Linked DNA regions of Mus musculus: region 2 is linked to region 1. The links are chromatin loops, found by intact Hi-C in ENCODE. Cell type or tissue: left cerebral cortex. All regions are shown on one strand. Links, peaks and the distances in the headings refer to the core of each region. The heading gives the core; the rest is flanking DNA. Region 1 holds the start of Smim12 (small integral membrane protein 12). Region 2 overlaps Zmym1 (zinc finger, MYM domain containing 1).

Evidence for each region. A loop is a pair of places that touch in the nucleus more often than their neighbours do. Peaks named below come from ENCODE experiments on the same cell type or tissue, not always from the same donor. Only the 100,000 strongest peaks of a DNase experiment are listed, where the experiment ranks them.
Region 2: a loop joins it to region 1, with 2.9 times the contacts of the local background. A loop is called at or near these places in 9 of 42 quality-filtered maps.

What each region holds. Positions count from the first base shown.
Region 1 is chr4:127,239,053-127,251,832 of GRCm38, reverse strand. Smim12 (small integral membrane protein 12) reads right to left here and starts at 8,049. Exons shown (of 2, transcript NM_030252.2): 1 at 7,935-8,049; 2 at 4,024-4,930. The coding sequence starts at 4,925. The coding sequence ends at 4,647. In left cerebral cortex, for the core only: CTCF peaks have their summits at 8,165 (motif pointing left) and 9,642 (motif pointing right); DNase peaks (open chromatin) are centred at 7,607, 8,104 and 10,002; H3K4me3 peaks cover 1,178 bases; H3K27ac peaks cover 663 bases.
Region 2 is chr4:127,035,956-127,048,735 of GRCm38, reverse strand. It overlaps Zmym1 (zinc finger, MYM domain containing 1), which reads left to right. Exons shown (of 8, transcript NM_026670.5): 8 at 1-1,642. The coding sequence ends at 1,094. It also overlaps a transcript of Sfpq not described here. Among named protein-coding and RNA genes, the nearest start is that of Zmym1, 19 kb to the left of the region's middle. In left cerebral cortex, for the core only: CTCF peaks have their summits at 7,869 (motif pointing left) and 8,673; no DNase peak of the experiment used is centred there.

The DNA.
Region 1 (12,780 bases), core at 3,247-11,246:
AAAGAGCGGCAGCTTCTTATCGCTGCTACAGTAGCCACAGACCTCGGCCAGCCCGTGGGAAAGAAATGTCTGGCTGAGAATATTAATAGACTCACTGGAGGCAAAAATTCAACAAGGACATGCCCCAAGAAATAAAATTATTTAAAAGGAGGCACAATCAAAGTGAGACTGGAAGAGAGGATCTCTTGGATTTCCAAAGATGGCAGGCGAGGCGCCGGTAGGAGGGGCACCCGTGGGGACAGGGATATTCTAAAATATCTGAAAAATCTAAAAACGTCTATGGGAAAACCTTCTAGTTGTTTCTGCGTTTTTCTTTCCATCCTTCAATGTTTTTCCAGGCTGAGTGAAGCTGCACACACTCAGGCACTCGGGATACTAAAAAATGGTTTGGTTTTTTTTTGTTTTTTTTTCCTTTGGGGGAGTTTTGCTTTATTTTTTGACACAGTCTCACTATGGATTTAGGCTAGACTTAAACTAGTTAAATGGCCAAGGCTTCCCATCCTCCTGCCTCAGCTTCCTAGGCAATCCCTGCCACACCTGGCTCCAAATGTTTCCATGGAAATCCAACTCTGGGGTATAGTCAAAGGGTATCCCCCTTTTATCGAATCAGGGAGGGAACGTTTTCCTTTGTGGTGATGACTGGAACATTTTGGAACACGTGCTCCCTAAAGGGGCATTTTGAGAGGTTGAAAATTGGCAAGGTTGATTTTATATTTTAATAACATTCTTATTTCTTGCATGTGTATATACACACACTTGCCACATCCTACGTGTGCAAATCGGAGGACAACTTGTGCAAGTTGGTTCCCACCCTCTATCATGTGGGATTCAAGGATCAAGGGCAGGTTATCAGGCTTAGTGGCAAGTGTCTTTTCCCACTGAATCATCTTGCTGGCCCTTACGTTTAATTCTTGGTTGTTTTTGTTGTTCTGAAACAGCATCTCTTATATCCCAGGCCTTGACCTTGCTGTGCCAACAGTGGCCATGAACTGTTTAATATATGTTACTATTTGCATATATATTTGTGTATGTGGTGTGAACTGTGTAATGTATGTGTTACTGTTTGTATGTGGTGTGCATGCCGCATGTACCTGCCACAGAGCAACCCAGATGACGGCTAGAGGACATCTTGGTGGAGTTTGTTCTCTCCATCAACCTTTTTGGGGTATTCCTGGGATTGACTTCAGGCCACCAAATTGTACAAGCCACCAGATCACCCACTGAGCAATCTCACTAGCCTGACCCTGAAATTCTGATCTGCCTCTACCTCCCAAGCGCTTAGGTCACAGGCAAGCCCACGGCACACACACCTGGCTTATATGGTGCTGAAGACAGAACCCAGAGCTTCATGATGGGTAGTTAACTCTCTCTACCTACTGAACTAAATGTCTAGCCTTAGCTTTTCTTTAATGAGTTATCAATATTTAGAAAACAGATTCTATAAACAGAAATAATAAGAAAAACTTCATTCTGTTTCTAGCATCTCTAAGGGAGAAGATATAGAAAACCTGGTACCTCTGAGTGAGCTAAACAAATGGGAAAGTGAGTCTTTACTGGCCCCTTTTGCCAGATCTGTAGTTTCTACTTTCCAGCCTGGCTAGCCCACTCGCTCACTTGGCACCTGACTGCCCCCTGCAGGCATCAACGTTGACTCAAGTTTAGTCCAGTGGAGCAGTCACAGGCCTGGTAGTACTTAGAACGGCCACAGAGTGGCACCACCGGGCTATTAATGAAGCACACCACTAGCCTAGCTGAGGCTTGCCAAAGCTCAGCTTAGATGATGCTTTCAGAATCAGCAATCTTTTCATCTTTACTTAGGTGGCACAAAGTTGCTCCTATCACTCCCCACCCCCACCCCCACCCCCAAGATCTGTTAAAGCAACGATGACTCAGCTCAGCAACTCCCTTAGGCACAGAGAGGATGCTACTAACTGGATTTCCTCTTTCAGGTCACCACCTGCCCTCTTCCCAGGACACCCACCCCATTGCTGGCTTCTCCACCTGAAGTCATCCATCAGACCTCTGGGGAGACAGCTCCTGAGATAAGCAGGAGAGGCACCTTCCTCATTGAGGGCAGATTCATGCTTTCTCTGCTCACTGGGTCAGCCACCTGCTTCTTCTTGCCTTCTGCTGTCACTCCCCATACAGCCTCCCCAGCAATAGGCCGAGTTAGGCTAACACACACTACAGTCCTTTTGGAAAGATTTGGTATTATGCATGGAGACATACTTCATCTAAGGTAATTTGCTGTTCTTCCCACTGACTCTGGAATGCAGAGGAAACCACACATAAGACAGTCACTGCAGTATTTAAACTCATAGGGACACTCGAGAATCAGCCTTTGCTAGAGCTTCACTTGATGGGTAGGTACCTAATTGTGCAGCCATTAAAGAAAGCGATGAAAGGGACTGGAGAGATGGCTCAGCGGTTAAGGCTCCTCTCCTCCAGAGAACATGAGTTCAGCTCTCAGCACCCAGAATGGAGCGGCTCACAATCACCTGTGACTCTAACCCCAGGGGAACTGACACCTTTTCTGGCTTCAGTGGGGGGCACCAGCACATGCTAACACACACACAAGCAAATATTAATACAAACAAACAAAAACAATGAAGAGGGCTTGAAAAATGTTACAGCAGGTAAAGGTACCTGCTTGCCAACCTTGAAGACCTGACTTTGGTCCCTGGGATCCACATAGTAGCAAAGAACCAATTCTCAAATGTTGTCTTCTGTGTTCCACATGTGCACTAAGGTGCAGACAGATGCGCGCACGCGCACACACACACACACACAAAATAGATAGATAGATAGATAGATAGATAGATAGATAGATAGATAGATAGATAGATAGATTTGTTTGAAGTGCTAGAGGGGTTAGAGAGATGGCTCCGGGGTTAAGAGCACTGACTACTCTTCCAGAGGACCCAGGTTCAATTCCCAGCAACCACATGGCAGCTCACACCTGTAACTCCAGCTCCAGGACACAGCATCCTCACACAGACATACAGGCAAAACACCAATGGATGTAAAACATAAAAGGTATTAGAAACACAGTCTGGAGCCGGGCGTGGTGGCGCACGCCTTTAATCCCAGCACTCGGGAGGCAGAGGCAGGCAGATTTCTGAGTTCGAGGCCAGCCTGGTCTACAAAGTGAGTTCCAGGACAGCCAGGGCTATACAGAGAAACCCTGTCTCAAAAAACCAAAAAAAAAAAAAAAGAAACACAGTCTGGGAAACAAACAATGATAGAATCCAGCTTGGTAGCACAAGCCTATAATCCCAGCTACTCATGGGGGCTGAGGCAGGAGGGCCAGGAATTCAAGAACATCCTGGCAGCCTAATAGGACTGTTTCTTAATAAGAGCTTGAAAACAGGGAGGAATCCGAACTGTTAGACAGTGACTGTCTAACACGTGTGAGGCTCTGGGTTCTACCTCAGCAACCTCTTCTCTGAGAACAATGCCAACCACCATATGGTAAGGCAGAAATAACAATCTGCAAAAATAATATAAAAGGATATCCATGGAACCCCTTTTAAACCTACACAGAGAGCAGTGGGCCAGGGGGGCACATGCCTACCGTCTCATCTCTTGAGAGGCAGAGGCAGGCAGACTTCTGTGGATTTGAGGCCACCCTAGTCTATGTAACAACCTCTAGGCCAGCTACAGTGGCTGTTTCAAAAGGAAGCAAAACTTAAAAACCCACAGACATTAGCGTAAAGAACAAAATGTTGCCAGCAGCCACTGGAGCACTGCGGGTGTGGGTGACCCCTTCTCACCTCTGCCAGATTTTGTTAATGTGAAATTATCCCTGAGTTGTGTGTGCTATGGATTTAGACCCTAGGGATGCTGCAGCCTTGTGTAGTCACGATAAAAAGACTCCTGGGATCTTGTATCTCTGGGAGACTCAGCTGGCACTGAGCTGTGCTGTCTTGGGAAGTCCTCAGACAATACTGATGACACACTCCAAATGTCTGCACTAACTCCGAGGAGAACCCAGACCCCATCCAGAGAGCAGGACTCCATCAGTATGTGCCAGGTGCCACTTTAATTGAGTCCCCACTCCAGTGAGGAAGGGTGGAAGACAGTGATTATTTCCAGGCTTATGCCCCGCTGGCCCCGAGGTAAACAGCCTGAGCTCCCCACAAGAGAAGCATGCTTTCCTTCCCCTGAGAATCCCACGCCTGAGCCAGTAAAGGGAAGAATGCACACAGGAAAATAAGAAAGCCTCATCAAGGGAGCCAGGGACATTCCTGAATTCTTTTCAGTGCAAAAACGAGAACTAGACATGGAGGTGCCCCTCCTAATGGCAACGATAAACCCCAACCATTCCCAGTTGAGGCCAAGCCCCTCCCCGGGAGCCTGAGACCAAGGTTCATTCCCCAGGGCTCCTCCCTGCAGGGCTCCCAGGTAAGATCAGAAGCCTGTCCAGGCACGGAGAGAGCCCACTGAGCAGACGCAGTCTTCCTCATTGCTGGCCCCTACTGCTGCCGCTCTGCAGCCATACAGGACCAGCCAGTACACGAGTGGCTGTGGGTGCTCAGGGGGCCGGAGTGAGCAGCAAAGCAAATCAGATGTGTGTTCTGAAGCTGGGTCGACATGGCGGCAGGACATGGCATATCCCTGTGCACCACAGGGACCTGGGCCCTCCATTAGTTCTTCTCTGGACGGTTTCTGTTCAGGACTGCTTTAGGGGCAAATTCTAGCTTGTCCTTAAGGCTCACCACCTGAGTGTGGTCCTTGCCTAGCATCTCATCCAGCTTTCGGTCCTCTCGGCGCTCCAGGATGCTCTTCTCCTCCTCCACAGGCTGAGGAGTCTTTCCCCTGATGAACCATTCCAGGTGGTAGCCCACAGCCCCGACCACAAAGGCCACAGGGAAGGTGACATAGGGGGCATAGGTTCGCACCACGGTCCAAAGCACAGGCCACATGACATCTGCAGAAGAATACAGAGAGCGTTAGGGAGACATGGGTGCCTCCTCTTCTAGCACGTGCGGACAGCACATAGGTGCTCTACTTACCAGGCAGCCTGGCAACTAATAACTGGGCAGCCACCCTGCAGAGCAGCAAGCAGCCACTGTGCTCTGTGCAACAGTTGGGTCCCCGAAATACTCTAAGAAGTTGCAAAAGATTCGACTGTTGGGGACGGGGGTAAAAACCTCTACGAACTAGTGCTACTGTGTGCATATGCCCCTCACAAGGAAACTCCAAGCCTAATTAATGGCTCTTCCAACCTGGTATGACCTCAGGTCCTCTCTTCCAGATATCTGTCAACATCTTAGGAAGAGAAAAGAAGTCTTTTCTCTGCTCTATAAAACTTCACACAGCCTCACTCTGAATTCTGGCTCCCTGATGATAAGTAGTTCCTTCTCCTGGGGGAAAGCACAAGGGCCTTATTTAACTATGATCTATTACCTAACTATTCTGACCTAAGATGGATAGGGTTTTGTTTTGTTTTGTAACTCTATTCTGGCCTTGGCTTTCCTAATAATAACCTATAGTTAACAAATCTTGATCAAAACAACTTCAAAATATACGACCTGCAACCATTCACATCCTCATGCTTACACAGCAAGTCCCTGAAAACATCACAAATGAATACAGTATTCCAGATGCCCCAGAACCCTAATACTTAAAAAGTCCCCGTGGAAAATGCTGTAAAAAAAAAACAAAAACAAAAACAAAAACAAAAACTGTAGAGCTGCCCCTAGGGCCTCCTGCAATGAAACACCAAAGTAATATGCAAACCTACACACTCAAATGGCCACTTAGTCACAAATGATTACCACTATTAAATTACTATTTATACCATTATTTAATTACCGTTACAATCATAAAAGGCTGCTGGCAATGAATGTAATAATGCAAGCTACCACCATCTACTGAGTGCTTATTCCAAGCTGGGCCCTGGGCTAAGCACTTCACACACACAGTGTTCTCCAATGTTCACATGCTCGCCTTAGTCATCAGCATGGAGTCACTTGCCCGTGTTTATGCTTCCATAACTGTTTCTCCAACACCTCTCTCTCTCTCTCTCTCTCTCTCTCTCTCTCTCTCTCTCTCTCTCTCTCTCTCGGCTCTACGGTGAGACATCCAGACCTCATGGAAGATTTGAAGGCTCCTCATTTCCCCCTTTTATTCTCTTTGGGGGAACTTGGGTGTCTTGTGGGCCTGACACTACACATGGACCTTCAAAGGCAAAGAACTGCAGCAAGATTCAAGTTTCTCTTCCTGCTCCTTTGACCTGACACCATGCCCTATGCTCTACCATATCTCCCCTGGTCATCGCCTGACCCTCACATCTCTATGATGTAGGAACGAGGAGCCCAGATTCTTGTCCAAGGCCATAGTGGCTCAAAGACACTGTGTCAGCTTGCCAAAATCATACAAGTGGCAGGCCCGCTGGTCTGAGGCCAAGCCTGGGCTTTTTTTCTAGCAGAAAGAACACTCTGCAGATGTATGCATGGTGTCCGTTCACACCCTAGATGTGTGGAGGGCCTCCTACAGCTCCCCATTAGCTTGGCTTTTCATTACACTGAAAGTCTTCCTTCCTTCTGAGCTCTGAAGTTATATCATGAGATCCGAGAAACCTTACAATGTACACATTAACAAAGAGGGGAAGCTCCAAAGAACCCCAAACTCAATCCTCCATTCTATTTTTAACTCAGTACTTCGTTCTATTTTCTGTTTTAAGTTTTGGGGTTTGTTTGGTCAGCTGGTTTTGGTTTTTTGAGATAGGGTTTCCCTGTGTAGCCCTGCCATTCAGATTCCTTCTGTAGACCAGGCTGGCCTCAAACTCAGAGACTGGACTGGCCTGCCTCTGCCTCCTTAGTGCCAAGATTAAAGACATGTGCCACCACCGTTGGGCTTGTTTTTATTTTTAAGACAGGTTCTCATGGCACCCAGCCTGGCCTCAAACCCTCAAAGTAGCTAAGGATAACTTTGATCTGCCGACGCTCCTGTTTCCAGTGCCAAGTGCTTGTGATCACAGGTCCACACCAAGTGCAAGTCCTTTATACAATTCCTGGGTAGAGACTCTCAATTTTCCAATTTGTCTTAGGGCGGGCATATCAAGCACCAGTCTATGAGTATTACTCTTGTACATAGAAAGCCCAAGTTCTATGTGCTCTTGTCCGAATTCCAGTCATCCATGTATACAACACAACCTTCTCTTCGGTAAGCTATGTGGGCCTACCCTACCTGTCTACAGCTCTCAAAACACCCTGGAGCTCCACAAGGTTAAGAACTAAGGATGTCCGGATCGTCCTATGCTCTGTGCCTCTTCCCACCCTTGCTATCCTCCCTAGCAAAGAGCTAAAAAAGTTTGTTGGTCGAATGAATGACAGGCAGCATAAACATGTTGCTTTGTTTATGGAAGACTACAGCAGCCTTCCACCCGCACTCACAAAGGGGTATAGGGATATGATCATAAGCAGCTAGACTTCATGAAGTCATCCCGAAGGTATCAAAATGTAAGTAGCACAAGTGTTTCCCAAATACTGCAACGCCTATTTCCAGCCCGACACGCAGGGGCGCCAGCCAAAGGCTCCAGGTACAGGTCAACCGGGCCGCCAGGAAACCTGTCCCAGTGCCTGAGCCCACCGGAAGCTCTCCAAATGAGAGCAGTCGTAGGAGGTCCGAGAAGGTGAAACCATCAGCCTTGACAGCCAGCCAAGTTGGGATGGGAGCGCCAGTGAGGTTCGGGTCATCAGCTCCTGTTCCCTGTCCAGTCACGCCACACGCGTGGCTTCGTCACCCTTCGGCCTGCAGGGGCCTGAGGCGGACGAGATCTGACCACAGTCCACACTCGGCCACCAAAAGCTGGCCGAGGCCGAGCGGGTCACGGAAACCATCGCTCCCTCAACTAGGAGGAGCCGTTCCCGTGGGACTGGGGGCCAGCGATCCTGGGAAGCGAAGTGCCCTCAGCCCTGGGAACTCACCTGCGGTCCAGCCCGCACACCCCGGACAGGTCCCGCGCTGCGCCCGCTAGCCGGGAGCAACAGGGACGCCGAGGTTCCCAGTGGCCCGCGGGGCGCGCCCGAGGCCCCGCCCACTGGCATCTCTCGGAGAGCAGCGATTGGCTGAGCTCCAGCCAGCTACAGAAGAAAGGAAGCCAGGCACCCGACCCTGCGTTGGACTAAACGCAGAATAGTATAGCGCCCCCTGACGGCTCGGAGGCTCCCCTGTGACGTTGCCACATGCTTGTGAAGAAGAAAAAAGAATAGTCAGCTTTCATTGATCCAAATGAAGTTCATTAGGTGTCTTCCGAGACTTACCTAGGTCGGATATTACTGAAACCGAAAACCCAACCCCTGACCTCCAGAAGCTCCCGTAGCAGAGAATAACCTAGTACTTTCAATCTTCTTGGGATCTGTGCTTTCAGGCTGTGTGTCCTTGGGAACATCATTAATTAATCTGAGCCTCAATTCTTCTGCATAGCGTTAAAACCTTCCATTTCAGCAGGGATGTTGCAAGGGTTAGATAACATCTTGTTTGTAAAATACTGTGCCAGGCACACATCTCGCAGGGAACTAGATTGTAGCGTTAGTGAGTCTACAAATTGCTGAAAGTACCAAGACCCTCTGATCGCAAGTACTCACTCTCCTTCCTCCATGTTTCCCCTGTCCCTGAGCGGAATTATACTTATCACATATAAGAAAAAGCCTCACACCCCAAGCTCTCTAATGGACTACCATAGTCCTGCCTTCTCAACCTGCCCACACTGCTCTCAACCTGACCAGTCTCCTTCCCACTAATAGCATGCTAAAAATCAACGTTTGAAGCCTGTGTGTCCATGTTCTTTCATCTACCTGGAGTGCTCTACCCAGCTTCCCTTAAGTCTACCCAGCTTCCCTTAAGTTAGCAGTGAGCCATTTCTCAAGGTCACGGGTACTCTCACAGGAAGCGTCTTCAAGACTGTACTGTCAAGTTAGAGATTCTTCCTCTTTTAGATCAAAGAGCCCAAAGCTAAGCCTGACAGCGAAGATGGGGAGGAAGAAGCTGCCAGAAATTAGCAACCGTGATTATCAGACCTTGATTACTTGTGCATTGAATCTGTGGGAAGAGATCAGAACAGTCTAGAACACAGGCTGGCATTTAGCCATTCTACAAGCTAGACATTGGCGATACAAATGGGGACTGCCCTCCGTAGTTTCCTGGATGGAGAAGAAACAGGAAGACCCACACAGTGTCATAACAGAGGACACTGTCCGTCCATACAAGAAGAATGAGTGGAGGTTCCCTGGAAGGACAGATCCCTAAGCTGGATCTTAATAGTGACTAGAAGTTCCCTCCAGCAGACCTGGGTAAGCACAGAATCCCCAGCTAAAGTGGAAATGACAGCATTGAGAAGTCCTGAGGCGCAAGACCAGCCTTGGCTCTACACCAAGATCCTATATCAATTAAAGGAGTCAGTTAGCACTTCCAGATCACACAGAACTACAAGCTGAGACCCTGTCTAAAAATAAAGTAAAATACCAAACACTGGAATTAGTTGTTTAATTAATTCAAATCTTGACTCTGTGGCCTGCTAATCTGAGAAAATATATTTATAACCTTTTAAAAATGATTTTAATTATGTGTGTGTAAGGGGGGGGTGCAATGAATGTAGGCACCCATGGAAGTCAGAAGAGGGCGTCAGACACACAGGAGTTTATGAGCTGTCAGACATGGATGCTGAGAACCAAGCTAGGCTCATCTGCAGAGTGGTGTGTTCCTTAACCACAGTACCATCTTATAGACCTATTTGTATTTAAAAAAAAAAAAAACCAGTAAGAAAATACCCTAGGACTGGCCAGATGGCTCAGCAGATAAAGGTATTTGCCACCAAACTGATGGCCTGAGTTTAATCCTCAGGACCCACATGGTTGAAGGAGACTCTCAACTCCTGAAAGTTGTCCTCTGAACTCCCCATAGGGTCTGTGGCTTGTGAGCATACACCCACACACAAATAAATAAAAGGAATAAAAACCTTTAAGACATCCTCTAGGGTTGCTGTTGTAAATCACGCTAGTGTGCAGATAGCGCTTGCCACACCTCTTGGCATTTGCTCAATGAGTGTTTGGTAATGAATCCTTCTTGTCATGTTAAGATTCCCCCAGATTCCTGCTTCTTTCTGCAAGGTTCATCCGAGGCATTACTTCACAAATGGAAAAAAATTCCGAGTAATATCTTCAAGTTGGCCCATTTTGTCACTCCCCAGATCCAGTCTACCTCACCTGTGCTTCTAACTGCCCCTCAAAATCAACACCATCATTTCTTCCCTGGACCATCTTAGCAGTTCCCCACCCCTCAACTGCCCCCCACTGCCATGCCCGTTCCTTTGGCCAAAGGACCCTTTAAAATCTAAATACAACAATGGAGTCCCCAGCTTAGCCACTGATCCCTTCTGACCATGCCATCCATCCTGGGCTGCCCTGTCTAGTTCTAGCTTTCTTCTCCAATCATTCAGAACTCGGTCATCTTTCCAAGTCTTTGCCCACACTAGTCCCTTGACTGGAAGTGGGTATCCTCCCTCCCATGTCTCCTATGCAAGTAAGACAGTTCACATGGCTTTCCCAAACTCACTGTTCAGCAGATGGATATCTGTTCCTGTTAGAAACAGGAAAGCTAGCTACCTTTGTAACCATGCAAAGAGGTTGGAGCATATTTAAAAGTGACCAGGCCACAAGGACCCCAAATCTATGGATGAGATTGCAAAAGGCTGTCTGTCACCCCTCAGCTCCCCCTCTTCCGCTTGCTTTCCAGCATGGGGGGAATTCAGGAAGAAGGCCTTCACCACCAGGTGCAGGTCCGTGTGTTGTTCGTTCTAAGGACAGGTGAGTCTCATACAATCCACACTGGCCTTGAACATCTGATCCTCAGGCCTCCAGCTGCGATGACAGGTGTGTGTTGGCAGCTTTTTGTGTTTGTGGTTTTTGTTTTTGTTTTTTTTTACAAGATAGTCATTTTCTTTGTTGTTTTAAATGTTATTTAAAATTATGAATGTTTTGCCTACATGTATGTCTGTGCACCACATGCATCCCTAGTGTCCATGGAGGTCAGAAGAGGTCATTGGATCCCCTGGACCTGGAGTTACAGACAGTTATAAGCCATCATGTAGGTGCTGGGAATAGCCAGTGCTATTAACAGATGAGCCATCTCTTCGGACCCCTTTTGAATCAGTCTTGCTGTGTGGTCTACACTGGCCTTGAACTCGTTGCAATCTTCTTGCCTCAGCCTCCAAAGTGCTGGGATTACAACCAGGCCTCACCACAACTAGTTGTTGTTATTGCTGTCATTTTATTGGTGGTTAGTGCTTTTTTGAAGATTTATTATTTTGTGTGTATGAGTATTTTGCCTACATGGCTGTATGTGCATCACGTGCATGCCTGGTCCCCAGGGAGGCCAGAGAAGGTAACAGAGCCCCTGGAGTAGGATTTACAGACAGCCATGAGCTGCCATGTGGGTGCTGGGAATCCAATCTCAATCCTCTGCAAGAACAAGTGGCCTGAACCACTGAACCAACTCACTAGCACTACCAGTTATTTACTGTGGAGATGGGATCTTGATATGTTAGCTAGGCTGCCTCTGAAAGAGGCTCAAATGCTCCCCCTGTCCAGACTCCCAAGTAGGCAGGGTTACAGGTACACACTATTGTGCCCCGCTACATGCATTTGGTTTGGGTTTATTTATTTATTTATTTATTTATTTTTGCTCTTGTTGTTTTGCTTTGTTTAAGACAGTCTCACTGGAGGGGCGCTGTGGTGATGCATGCCTTTAATCCCAGCACTTGGGAAGCAGAGGCAGGAGGATTTCTGAGTTCAAGGCCAGCCTGGTCTACAAAGTGAGTTCCAGGACAGCCAGGGCTACACAGAGAAACCCTGTCTCGAAAAAGAAAAACAAAAGACAGTCTCACTGAACATGGTGTCTTACATGCCTTTAATCCTACCACTTGGGAGGCAGGGGTGGGTAGAATCAATGTGAGTTCAAGGCTAGCCTGCTCTACATCATGAAACCCTGTCTTTAAGAAAGAATCTCATATATACCAGAATAACTTCAAATTCGCTATGTAACTACAAAGGACCTCAAACTTCTGATCCTCCTGCCTCCACTTCCCACATGCTGAGATTACAGACATGTGACATCACACCCAGCATTTGCCATCTAGAATTAAGACCTCCCAGCTCCAGAACTCTGTTCATTATGAAGGACCTAGAATCAGCGTTCTGTTATAGCTGTATATGGCACGAGCTCAGCTCCTCTGAGACCAGGTCCCTCTTCAAGCTACAGCTTTCTGCTCCTGTGCCTGGTTACTATCAGGCGGAGAGCCACTTGTACCCAAGGACTATCTCTCCTAGGTCACAAGACCAATACCAAGAGACCACCCCAGATTCTCAATCCTGAGGACATTTTATTTTGATAGTTTTGAGACAAAAATCTCTCTATGTAGCTCTGTCTGTCCTGGAGCTTGCTAAGTAGACCAGGCTAGCCTCAAACTCAGAGACCTCCTTACTTCTTCCTCCCAAGTGCTGGGACTAGGGTGTGTGCCACTCTGATGGCTCCTGGGGACATTGTAAGCATACGCTCAGAGCAGGACGACCAGACCTACTGGCACTGGCATGCTTGAGCCTACTTACATCACTGCATGATTTCAGGAAACCTAGCCCTGTTTCTGAGCAGGGACACAGACCCCTCTGAACACTGGAATGTGGCCTGAGGATAATGCAGGCTGAGTCGCCCTAGCTTCAGGATTAGGAATAAGGAGTTTAAGCTCTCCAAGTTTGTCTCCTCATTGGAAAGTCACAA
Region 2 (12,780 bases), core at 4,198-12,197, 200 kb after region 1:
ATGTGTCTGAAGAAATGTTGGCAAGTTTGCAAACCATGTGTAAGCTAAGTCTAAATAAAACTTGTAAGAAACACACGTCACAGTCGTGTTGGCCAGCCCACGACCATTTGCTGCTGGCCGTGACGGACTGCCTTCCGGAGGTCGTTGAGGTGCTGGCGTCAGTGTCACGCCGGTGCGCAGGCACAGCTGTGGCTGCCGAGCTGGAGGACCTGTTGGCCATGGTTACCAAGTTTGAATTTATATTTTGTTTGAAATTTCTTTATCGAGTACTCAGTATCACAGGGATTCTTTCTAGAGAGTTTCAAAGTGAAACTGTTGACATCTTTTCTTTGTTTTCAAAAATAGAAGCAATTTTGGAATGTTTATCTTCTGAAAGGAATGATACATACTTTAAAAATATCTGGGATGGAGCAGATGAAATATGTAAAAAGATAACCAGTAAGGGTTTTGATGTTGAGAAACCCTCTTTTCAAAAAAGAAGAAAAGTTCAAAGAACAGTAGATCCTGGCAACTCAGAGCATATGTTTTTTCCTACTTCAGCAGATGAACAATATAAATTTAATATTTACTACCAAGGTCTGGACACGGTATTAAAACATTTAAAGTTATATTTTTCAGAGTTTGACTATTGTAAAATGAAACAAATTTCAGAGCTGTTACTTAAGTGGAATGAGCCATTAAATGAAGCAACAGCCAAGCACATCCAGGAATTCTATAAGCTTGATGCAGACATCATTCCCGAGCTCCGATTTTACCGGCAGTATGCAGGTTTCAACTTCATCGCAGAGGATGGGTCCTTAAGCTTCATTGACCTAGGCTCTTTGTTTATTCAGCATGCTCTCCACAATAATATTCCTTGTATCACGAAGCTGTTGCATATTGCTTTATCTTGGCCAATTACTTCAGCAAATAATGAGAAGTCATTTTCCACGCTGTCTCATCTTAAAACATACTTACTTCGTACCATGGGACAAGAGAAACTTAGTAGCCTGGCTCTGATAGCTGTTGAGCAGGAACTGGTAAATAAACTGATGGAACCTGAAAGACTGGGGGGAATTGTCGAAAAGTTCATTAGTCAAATGAAAGATACGTGAGACAAACTTGCAACTTTGAGCTTAATTAAAAGAATTCTGTGGTTTTATTAGAATCCTAATGAAGTTTTGTTTGTTGGAGGTTCTTTGAGACAGATAGGGATCTTGCTCTGTAGCCTAGGCTAGTCTTGAATTTGTAAGCTCTTGAGACTGATTGACCCTCTTACCTGACTCTTCTCCTTTAAAGTATTCCAGTTGACGTATTGTGTCGTAGGCACATCTACATTTAATACATTTACTGAGCAACTACTATATGCCAGATAGTATGATATGTGCTGGAGGTATAGCAGAGAATTAGGAGCCTAGAGTCAATTGAACATAGTTTTTTCTAATATAGAAATCTAGTAAGCCTGGCACAGCGGCACACTTTCCTCCAGGACTGTGACTCATTGGTAACATACTTAACGTCCCTAGAATGCATAAGGCCCAGATTCAATTCCCAGTGCCAAGGAAGTCCTGTAATACCATCATAGCTGCTAGTGACCGTGTGCATTGTTAAATAAAATTTTAACTAAAAACCATTGCTGGGAAGAGAATAGTTCTACAGAAGCAAAAAATTAGAGGCCTAACTAACTCTGCTACCAGCAGAGAGATGCAGAGTGGCTGTGAGGTTAAGGTTTGAAATACAGAGTAGGTGGACCAGGTAGTGGTTTTTCTCTTAACAACTGCATCAGCTCATTCCGAGAGGAAAAAGATAAAGGAAGTAGGGAGTTTAGCAAGGCTGATTGAGCTTTGGTTCTCAGCTACCTGCCTTGTTGAAAGAATAAAGACAGGGGTTAAGCAGGTGGCACCTGACCATTCAGAAGCAAGGAAGTCATTTCAGGTTCTCAGCCCCCAACTAAGGCGGCTCAGAGCGTCAGCTGAATTCTGGGCTCCCAGTAGTCACTTAGTTGTGCTGTCCTTATTCTCCAGAAGAAGCCAAAAGCCAGAGCAGAGGGAGTCCAGCCCTCATGCCTTTATAGAGGGGACCTGGTGCAGGTGGCATTCCCTCTGGGCTGCACACAGAGTAGCGCCTCCAAGACTAGAATCAATTCCACGGGAGCCACAAGCCCCTAGACTTGCTCCATGGTCTGTCTCCATTTCCCTTAGATCTCATCTGCTGAACTGCACTTGTGCCAGCAAGTCCTTCTCCAGCCTCTGTGTCCTCAGGGTGGACATGATGTGGACAAAACGTATTGGTTCTTCAGTTGTCTGGTTAGTCCCATCTTCATTGACTGGGCCTTTATTACACCACAGCCTAGTTTGTGCCAAACTTCACTTGGATTCCCTATGGCCTCTGCCAGAAGTGTCTTGCTCTGTTGCTAACCACCCAACCCTCACTCTCGGGCATAATGCACCCTAGGTTCACAGACCTGCATGGATTTGGAAAAGGTAAAAGTCCTAGCTATCCTTAGCTGTGCAGTGAAACTGAGTCCAGCAGGAGTGGTGAGCAGTCAGGGACAAGGCTGTCTTCAGGTGTGGGGATCCTGGGACTCCAACATGCAGGAAGGGGCTCTACCACTTGGGACTCTAGGATCGGTACCTGCCATGGTGGGGAAGTTAGGGATAGGCTAGCAGAGCTAGGCCATTGTGTACATTTCTTACACTAGAGGAAACAGTCCTCAGCATGCGTCTAGATAGAATTATACCTTTAGTCCCAGTACTTGGGAAGCAAGGGCAGATGGATCTCTGTAATTCTGAGACCAGCCTGATGTACAGAGCTAGTTCCAGGACGGCCAAGGCTACACAAATCATGTCTCCACCAAAACAGAAAACAGAAGTCTTTTCTAGGATAACATGTAGGGCTTGAGGTCTTGTGCCTCTTCTACTTCAGGTAGCCTCCAGGCATAGTTTTACACTCCCGCCAGCATGTCTGCCTTTGTTCTACATTGTCCCACAGTTGTTACTGTCACTCCCTCTAGTCTGAACTCTAGCTGCTTGTTGGAAATAGTTGACCTTGTTTATTCCTTTTTTTTTTTTAACTGTTTGATTTTTGTTAAGTTCTTTAAGCCATGACCTTTTCTCTGAAATCAGCTTCCTCTTCCACAGTGTTAGGGTTTTATTTCCTCTGATGAGACACTGTGACCCAAGGAACTCTTAGAAAGGCAAACACTGGGGCTGGCTTACAGTTTCGGAAGTTTGGTCTGTTATCATCATGGTGGAAAGCATAGCAGCATGCAGGCAGACTTGGTCCTGGAGGAGCCAAGAGTTGTATATTCTTGATCTGAAAGCAGCCAAGAAGTGACTGTCTTCAGTAGGCAGGTAGGAGACTCTGATGTCATCTTGGGCAGAGCCTGGGCATGCTGGGATTAAAGGTGTGCACCACCACACCCAGCATAGTTTTTAGTTTTGATTAATTTCCATCTTGTCCGACAATCAAGATTGATGGATTTTGCCCCTAAGCCCCCAAATTTGGTAGATGTCTCACACCCCTTCTGGAAATTAGAACAGCTATCTTTGTCAAGTACCTATTATGTAACTTAGTACTTTGCAAGTTACATTAGTGCTCTCAATAGCCTAAGAAGTAGGTTATTGGGTGCTCAAGAGATTGTGTAGTCGTTAAGTAGTTAAGGCTACTCTTCCAGAGAACCCTTGGTTCAAGTCCTAGCACCTACATGGCAGCTCACAATGGCCTACAACTCCAGTTCCTGAGGATCCAGTACCCTTACATTCACACACATGAAGGCAAAACACCAAATAAAAATAAATCATTAAATTTACTCCTTTAAATGGTTACAAAGCACCCAACTAGTAAAGATCAAAGTAAGATATAAAACAGGTGGTCCACGGATGGTATGATAAGCCCAGCACTTGGAGGCAGAGCAAGGTGGATCTCTGTGAGTAGGAGGCTGTGCTGATCTACAGGGTTCGTGCCCAGATAGCCAGAACCACATAGACCCTGTCTGTAAATACATCAATATATTCTTCTTGTGCCATGTGTAAGTCAGAAGGGTCTTGTCTTCACCATCATGTTGAATGAAAGCATCCTTTCTATTTTGCTGCTTCTGATTTGTGAGGGACTTACAAGCTTATCTTTTTTGATGTTGGTGGTTTGGTTTTTCAAGACGGGGCTTCTCTGTGTAGCCCTGGCTGGCCTTGAACTCAAAGATCTGCTTGGGAGATCTTGGGAGGTGGAGAAACATAAAACAGGCTCCCAGTCAGTCACAAGGATCAGACTGAATGTCCCTGCACTCACCTTGGTGCCTGTGTTGCTACGCTGTGCTGTTTCTCAACTCGGCGTTTTCTGGTGGATTGGTTTATTGGGATGTAAGTTGTTCCTAAACTGAGGGACATCTATCCAAACTCAGGAAAGTGTGAGTGTGTGTGTATTAACCACATGCTCAATCAAAGAAACTACTTTTTAGGCCCTTTTGGGCAGGAAGGGGTCTATGTAGACTTTTGCTGGCCTTAAACTCACAGAGATCCACCTGTCTCTGCCTCTGGGGTGCTGGGATTAAAGATGTGTCCCACCAGTCCTAGCCTTTTAAATGATTTGTATGTTGGAGGGTGGCGGTAATGTAGTTCTCTTACAGAATCAAACTCAGGTCGTTGTGAATAGTAGCAAAGTTAAAATAGTAGCATATACACCTTTATATCTCACAGTCTCTTTTTAAGATTTGTTTATTTTGTGTATATGATTATGCTTAGCTTATCTTCAGACACACTAGAAGAGGCCATCGGATCCTATTACAGATGGTTGTGAGCCACCATGTGATTGCTGGGAATTGAACTCAGGACCTCTGGAAGAGCAGCCACTAATCTTAACCACTGAGCCATCTCTCCAGCTCAGTAGTAAAATTCTTTATCAACTGAGCCATCTTTAAGGTGCCTGCATTTCTATTTTTTTAAATTAGATATTTTCTTTATTTCCATTCAAATGTTATCGCCCTTCCTGATTTCCCCTGCGAAAACCCCCTATACCATCATCACCCCTCCCCCAGCTCACCAACCTACTCACTTCCGCTTCTTGAATTTCTACTTTTTATTCATAAAATTAAAATAGTGCAAAAACGTAGCTGGGGGCAGAGCTCACTTGCTTAGCATGCACACAGCTCTGGATCAGGCCTCAGAACTGCAAAATTAAAGACAGGGAAAAAGAAAAGAAAAAAGGGACTGGAGAGATGGCTCAGTGGTTAAGAGCACTGACTGTTCTTCCAGAGGTCTCCTGAGTTCAATTCCCAGCAACCACATGGTGGCTCACAACCATCTGCAATGCAATCTGATGCCCTCTTTTGGGGTGTGTGTGTGTGTGTGTGTGTGTGTGTGTGTGTGTGTGTGTGTGTGTGAAAACAGCTACAGTGTACTCATAAATAAAAAAAAAAAGGAAAGCATTTACTGAGTGTATAACTTTTATATTTATTGAGCACATTCTAAGATCTACTTTTATTACAACCTACATGTTGCCCTCTCCCTTCACTAGGTATTAAAGTATTAAGTTAAAGTATTAGCAAAATAAGTCTTGAGATGAAAGTCAGTTTTTTGGTTAAAAGAATACAGCTGTACTCAAAGCTGGCAAACCGTCAGGTAGATGTCAGTGTCTCACCCTTGGGATTCTGAGTAGGTCACTTTGGGGCAAAGATCATGAAACCAGTTCCTAAAGTTCCACTGCTGATTTTGGCACAGTCAGCTTTGGGAATCAACTGTGTTACTGAATGATTTTCAAAGCATTTATATCCTCTTAACAAGAGATAAAACATATTCTGTGAAGACATATTGAGTACTGCACTCTGCACAGTAAAGACTAAATAGATTTCATGGGTGTGATCGTCTCCTTCTGGAAACATGGATTAGATTAGAGGTTTTGGTATGAGGGATTGGTGCCACAATCAGTAAATATGCTATTGCATAGCTGTTTGAGAGTCAGTCCACAGAGGCTACCTACCGCTCCCTGCAAGGCCTTAATTTACCCTCGACTGACTCTTTCCTTATCAACCCATAGAAACCAAGAACACCTACACCAGGCAGTGGTGGCACACGCCTGTAATCCCAGCTCAAGGAAGCAGAGGCAGACAGATCTTTGAGTTTGAGGCCAGCCTGGTCTACAGAGTGAGCTCCAGGACAGCCAGGGCTACACAGAGAAACCCTTTATTTTGTATATATGGGTATTTTATCTCTATGTATGTCTGGTGCTGGAGGAGGTATTTATTTATTTTTGTTTTTCGAGACGGGGTTTCTCTGTATAGCCCTGGCTGTCCTGGAACTCTAGAATATATAAGCACCCTGGTTGTTTTTAATACATTTAATAAATATATTTATTTGACCTGGAAAGATGGTTCTGCTACTAAAGGCTAGGCTCACCCTTTTACTTATTTTTATCTTATGTGTGTGTCATGAATGTCTCTGCAAAATGTTTATTCAGTGCCCACAGTGGCCAGAATTGGGAATCAGATCCCTGGGACCTGAGTTAAGGATTGTTAACTGCCATGGAGGCACTGAAACTCTAAACTAGGTCCTGAGGAAGAACAGCTAATACTTTTACCCACTGAGTCTTCTCTTCAGACTCCCTTGGTTGTTTTTTTAAAGAGTTATTGTATTTATGTATCTGTGTGGCTGTGTAAAGAAAGATCTGGGCAAGGTAGCTCACACATTTTATTCCAGACTTGGAAAGCAGAGGCAGGCAGATCTATTGAGTTGGAGGCCAACCTGGCTTTAATAGTTTCAGGTAAGCCAGTGAGACCCTAAACAAGCAAACAAACAAGTAAATAAAAAATTCCATCTTTTAAACAATAAAAATACCAAAATGTTCTTTGACCCTCCTTAAATCTGGTTGGGACAAGATTTGTAAATCTTATTTGTAGTAATAGCTGTTGACTGCAAAGATCACTGGAAACTTCTACAAATTTGAGGACACCTTGGTTACATAGTGAGATCTAGGGCTACAAAGAGAAACCGGTCTTAAAAAAACAAAAATTAAGAAAGGACACTACCCTAAGTTCAATTCAGGTTCTCCACAATAAAAATTTTCACATTTAAAGTATTTTTAATTACTTTGTGTACACTAATGTTCTGTCTGCATTTGTGTCTGCTATAGTGAATCACATGCCCTGGAACTGGAATTACAGACATTGTGAGCTGCCATGTGGTTCTGTAAATTGAACCTGGTTCATCTGGAAGAACAGTCATTGCTCGTAACTGCTGAGCCATCTCTCCATCCCGACAAAATACCTTTAAATCTTCTAAAACAAAACAAAAAGCAGCAACTGGGAAGTGGTGACACGGGCCTTAAGTTTCAGTACAGTCAGGGTTATTCAGAGAAACCCTGACTTAGAAAACATAAAACATGGGCTGGAGAGATGGCTCAGAGGTTAAGAGTGAAAAGTCCCAAGTTCAATTCCCAGCAACCACATGGTGACTCACAACCATCTGTAATGGGTTCTGACACCCTCTTCTAGTGTATCTAAAGACAGCTACAGTGTACTCACATATATAAATCTTAAAAAAAAAAAAAAAAACCAGAAAAAAACCAAATCCACAAGTCAAGAAGATAGAGTAATCATGTAACGTATTAAAGTGGTGAGGGTGGGACTGTGGCTTTGCAGTTAAGGTGATTGCAAGACTCAACCTCAAAGAATAGGTCGTGTATTCCCTCTGTGTATTATGAATGCAATGAATCTTATAATTAAGAGAAAAAAAATAGGGGGGCTGGCGAGATGGCTCAGTGGTTAAGAGCGCCGACTGCTCTTCCAAAGGTCCCGAGTTCAAATCCCAGCAACCACATGGTGGCTCAACCATCCGTTAACGAGATCTGATGCCCTCTTCTGGACTATCTGAGGACAGCTACAGTGTACTTACATATAATAAATAAATAAATCTTTAAAAAAAAAATAGGGCTGGAAGATTCAATGGTTTTTTTCATCCTTTTCAAAAGTAGTTTAGGGCTGGAGAAAAGGCTCAGTAGGTAAGAAGTCTAGCTGTTCTTCCAGAGGTTCAATTCAGAGTACCCTCATGGTTGCTCGCAATTGTAATCCACTCCCTGAAAAACGGTGACTACTTCTGCCCTCCTGAAACTATGTAGTCTAGGCTGACTTTGAACTCTCAGAGATCCACCTGTCTCTGCTACCCAAGTGCTGGGATTAAAGGCATGCATCACCACACCCTAAATATTATAGGTTTTTAAAAGAGAGCATATTTTAATAAATAAAAACGGTAGCTACTCTGGGGAGTGATGGGTTAAGAGCACCTACTGAACCCCCTACATATGTGTGGTAGATGTGCGGCTTGAGTGGGGGTGGGACGAGGGGCAAGCTGTCTCTGACTCTTGTTGCCTGCCTTTGGATGGATCACTTTCTTCTAGCTGGGCTGCCATGTCTGGCCTCAATTGGAGAGGATGAGCTTAGCCTGACTTAGTCCTTAGACTTGATGTGCCATGGATTGGTACCATGGGTGGTAGTGGGGGTGGTGACAGGGCTCCCTCCTCTGAAAAGGGTGGGGGAGATTGGAGAAGGTGGGTGGGCACGGGTCTGGAAGGAAAGGAGGAAGGGGAGATGAGATCAGGATGTAAGGTAAATAATATTTTAAAAATATAAGAATTCAAATTGTCAAAATATCTGTATGAAAAAAAAGCATTTGTTGCTCTTTGATTTCTAGCACCCACATGTGGCAGATGACATAACTACAGTACACAGACACACAAACAAAATGAAAAATTTAAATGAGAAAGACCTAAGTTCTCCCTCACCATTATCAGAGCTTCAAAATAGAACATACTTCAGTCTTCCTGTCTTACCAGCCTCAAAGGAAACAAGACACATCTGTTTCAAAGGATGAGAACATGTGCAAGGCCAGCCTTCAGCCTTGGCTAGTTGGGTAAATGAATCTCAAAACCATTGCCAGTTCTTCTTGATTATAGGAACTAAAACACAGTTAACAATTTTGTGAAGACAGAACTTGGAGGCAGGCAGATTTCAGCCTGGTCTACGGAGTTCCAGGACAGCCAGGGCTACAGAGAAACCCTGTCTCAAAAAAAAATAAAATAAAATAAAATAAAATAAAAATGATAATGAACAAAGAAAATGCTGCCAACCAGATTGCCTGTCAAGCAATCCGAAGTGCGTTCTGACTGATGTTCAAGGGCGCCACTCACTTTGGGAGGTGCCATCCCTGGCTGATGGTCCTGGGTACTATAAAACTGGCTGAGTATGCCAGAAACAAGCCCCCCATGGCCTCCACATCAGCTACTGCTTCCTGGTTTCTTCAGTTTTGATTCCTACCGGGTTCTTTATATGATGGATTGTGCTGCAAAACTGCAACCTAGAAATAAACTTTCCTCCCCAAGCTGCTTTTAGCTGTTTTATTCCAATAGAAACCACAGCTGGAGAGATGGTTCAGCAGCTAGGAACACTGTCCTGAGGTTCTGAGTTCAAGTCCCAGCAACCACATAGTGGCTCACAACCATCTGTAAAGTCAAGTGTGTCTGAATACACCTACAATGTACTTATATACATGAAATAAGTGGTGCTGCTGTGCCTCCAAGGCTTACCACCTTCAGTTGACTTGTAAATGTGGCTTCCTGTTGAGTGCAAGAGAAAGTATAACTGGAGTGCCAAGGATAAGATGGTCAGATGAGGCACCTAAAGATTGGAATTGAAGAGTCCAAGTTAGGTGGTAACAGCTTGGAAGGCTGGGGCAGAGTTCTTCAGAAGGCAGTATACGCTTTGAATCAGCGCTCCATATATGGTACAGTTTCACCCATAGCCAGGATTCATGGGTCCAGGAATCAAGGGGTGGACTATCACTATCACTCCTAGTGACCCTCTAAGAAGAGTCCAACTGGGACACAATTTTACCTTTTCTGTGTGCTTTTCGAGGTCTTGCTAAGCAGTCTAGCTTCAGGTATGGGTACTTTTATTCACAGTACAGAACCAAGTTCAAAAATAAAGGGTCATTGCACTAATCTTCTAAATCTCTAATCCTATCATAGAAGTAGATCCACCATCCTCTGCCTCCCAGATGCTGGAATTAAAGGCACACACCTTTATACAAGTCTGCATTGCTTTCTGTTGTGTTCACTAGTCATCTATTCCCCTCAGTGCTCATTTGTCCATCCTGGTCAAATTTCATGTACATACACATGACCTGTGTTGAGAATTTATGCCAAGACAGGACTGTCAATTGAATACTCATATTTAGGCTTGTGGTCATTAGGGCTCGTATCTAGGATAAGGCAGATTTGGTTCTAGTGTGCCAGCATTTCACTACAATTGTGATTTTGTAAATTCCAGCAATGTTTTAAGTGGCCACACAACTGTTAAACCAGCAGTATATCAAGTTCATTTTTAATAGACTTCCTGTCATGGTTTTGTATATTAGGAGTGGCCCTGTTAAAGTGTGTCACTGAGGGTGTGTGTGAGCTTAAGACACGTGCTGCCTGGAAGCCAGTCTTCATGTAGCAGATGGAAGATGTAGAACTCTCAGCTCCATCTGTACCACACCTGCCAGGTCACTGCCATATTCCTGCCTTGATAATGGACTGAACCTATAAACCAGCCCCAATTAAATGTCCTTGGATGAGCCGAGCAGTGGTGGAGCATGCCTTTAATCCCAGCACTCGGGAGGCAGAGGCAGGAGGATTTCTGAGTTCGAGGCCAGCCTGGTCTACAGAGTTCCAGGACAGGCAGGGCTACACAGAGAAACCCTGTCTCGAAAAAACCAAAACCAAAAACAGTTGCCTTGGTCATGGTGTCTGTTTACGGCAGTAAAACTCTGAGACACTTGCCAACACTTTAATGGATCTTCGTGTTATTGGGAGTCTACTCCTACAGAGATAGGAACTTCAGGTAATAACCTATTTTAACTTCCGAGAGGTACAGGAGGCTGTGTACTTCATCTGGGTGCACTACAGAAACAAAATTCTTACTGAGTCATTTCTTCATGTACCAAACACTGACTTAGGAGCTCAGTTTCCAAAAAAACAAACACGCACACAACAAAACTCCACCTGGAAAGCTTTACTAGCTGCTGCTTTGAAGCAGTTTATTTCTTCTAGTTTCAGTTCAGCTGGTGACTGATATTTCTAAATAAACTTAATAGGTCTAAAAGTGTATTCTTCCATCTTGTGGGTTTTTAAAAGAACAAGTTTATATACCTGCTTTGAAATAAGGACTCAACGTAGACTAGCATGAAGCTAATGTTCCCATTTGCCTCTTGAACCTTTTTCCAAGTTACGTTAGTATGTGCACACACACTGCAATGTATGCTTAAAGACAAGACAATTTGCTGGACTCAGTTCTACCCTTCCATCACATGGATGCCAAGGATTCACCTCAGGTCATCAACCCTGGTGCAGTGCACCTTTAACCTTTTCCAAGTTGGAATTCTTTCTCTGAAGCTTACTTATTAATCTCTACTTAAGTCTTGTTCTTTCCTGTTTGGTCACATATAGCAGCATGATGGAAGATGTAGAACTCTCGTGGTTTTTTCCCTTTTTAGGCGGGTCTCACTAGCTGTTTGTGCTGGTGCTTCACAGATCAGACAAGACTTGCCTGGAACTCAGATCTGCCTGCCTCACTGAAAGTTTGTTTCCTTTCAAGACTTCACTGGGTGTTTTGTAGCCCCACCCCCAGTTATAGTTTAGGGCACCAAATTTAAAACCATTAAATTTGGGCACACAATCAGACAAATCCTAGAAAGGAGTCCTACTTGAACAAAGACAATTTTTAAAAATAAATTACTTTATTAATGTCAAATTCATTCCTCTTTCGTCTTGACTCATTTTCTGATACAGCTCACTTGATCCTGTTAATTAAAAAATATGATTAATCCAACTTATCAAAACTTCCAAGTGTAGCTTACTAAGCTCTAATACCACCATGTTAAATCAAGGACTGGTAATTAGTGACAGCTTTATAGCATGAGCTTCAAGTTAGAGTGCTGGATCAGGAATATCTCAGCTATCTTGGCTTGTGTATGCCTGACATCTTTCATGACGCCCTTCGTCAATTCTTAAATTGACATACACACCAAGTTTGGTGACACCCGATTGTGTCACCAAATTAATTTGAATATCATTTCACTTACCTAGAGTCTTTGTCAGTCTAAGTAATTTGTGGCTTTCCTTTTTAGCTGACCCATGTTGTGTGCTGTCTTGAGAACATCTAATTCCGCCTATAATTAAACATATATTTTTTAGTTCATTAAGAAAAAATACTACTTTGGGCACAGGCTCTGAACAACTATTATAACTATAACAATATATTACACACAAAACAGAAATTGATATGTGTGGCAAAGACCAAGGTGACTAGAAGATCCACCCTCTGACATGGATAAAATTTTAAAACCTGCAAATACAAGTCTGAAATTACAGCATATTTCATCTCCCAGTCCTCTGAAAGAGCAGCCAGTGCTCTTAATCAAGTCCATTCTCTAGACATAACATGTATTTTTTTAATTTTTTACTTGACAATTCCTTGTTTTAGTCTTATCTTTTCCCCTTGGTACTGAAAATCACAATACCAAGACAGCAATATGCAAGGGAAGTGCTCTTTAACTATTTTTAAAAAACTAGATTTAGTATCTTTGTAAATTTTCAAGGACCCCAGATTTTTCTTTTTTTTAAAAAAAAGATTTATTTATTATTATACATAATTACACTGTAGCTGTCTTCAGACACACCAGAAGAGGGTGTCAAATATCATTACGGATGGTTGTGAGCCACCATGTGGTTGCTGGGATTTGAACTCAGGACCTCTGGAAGAGCAGTCAGTGCTCT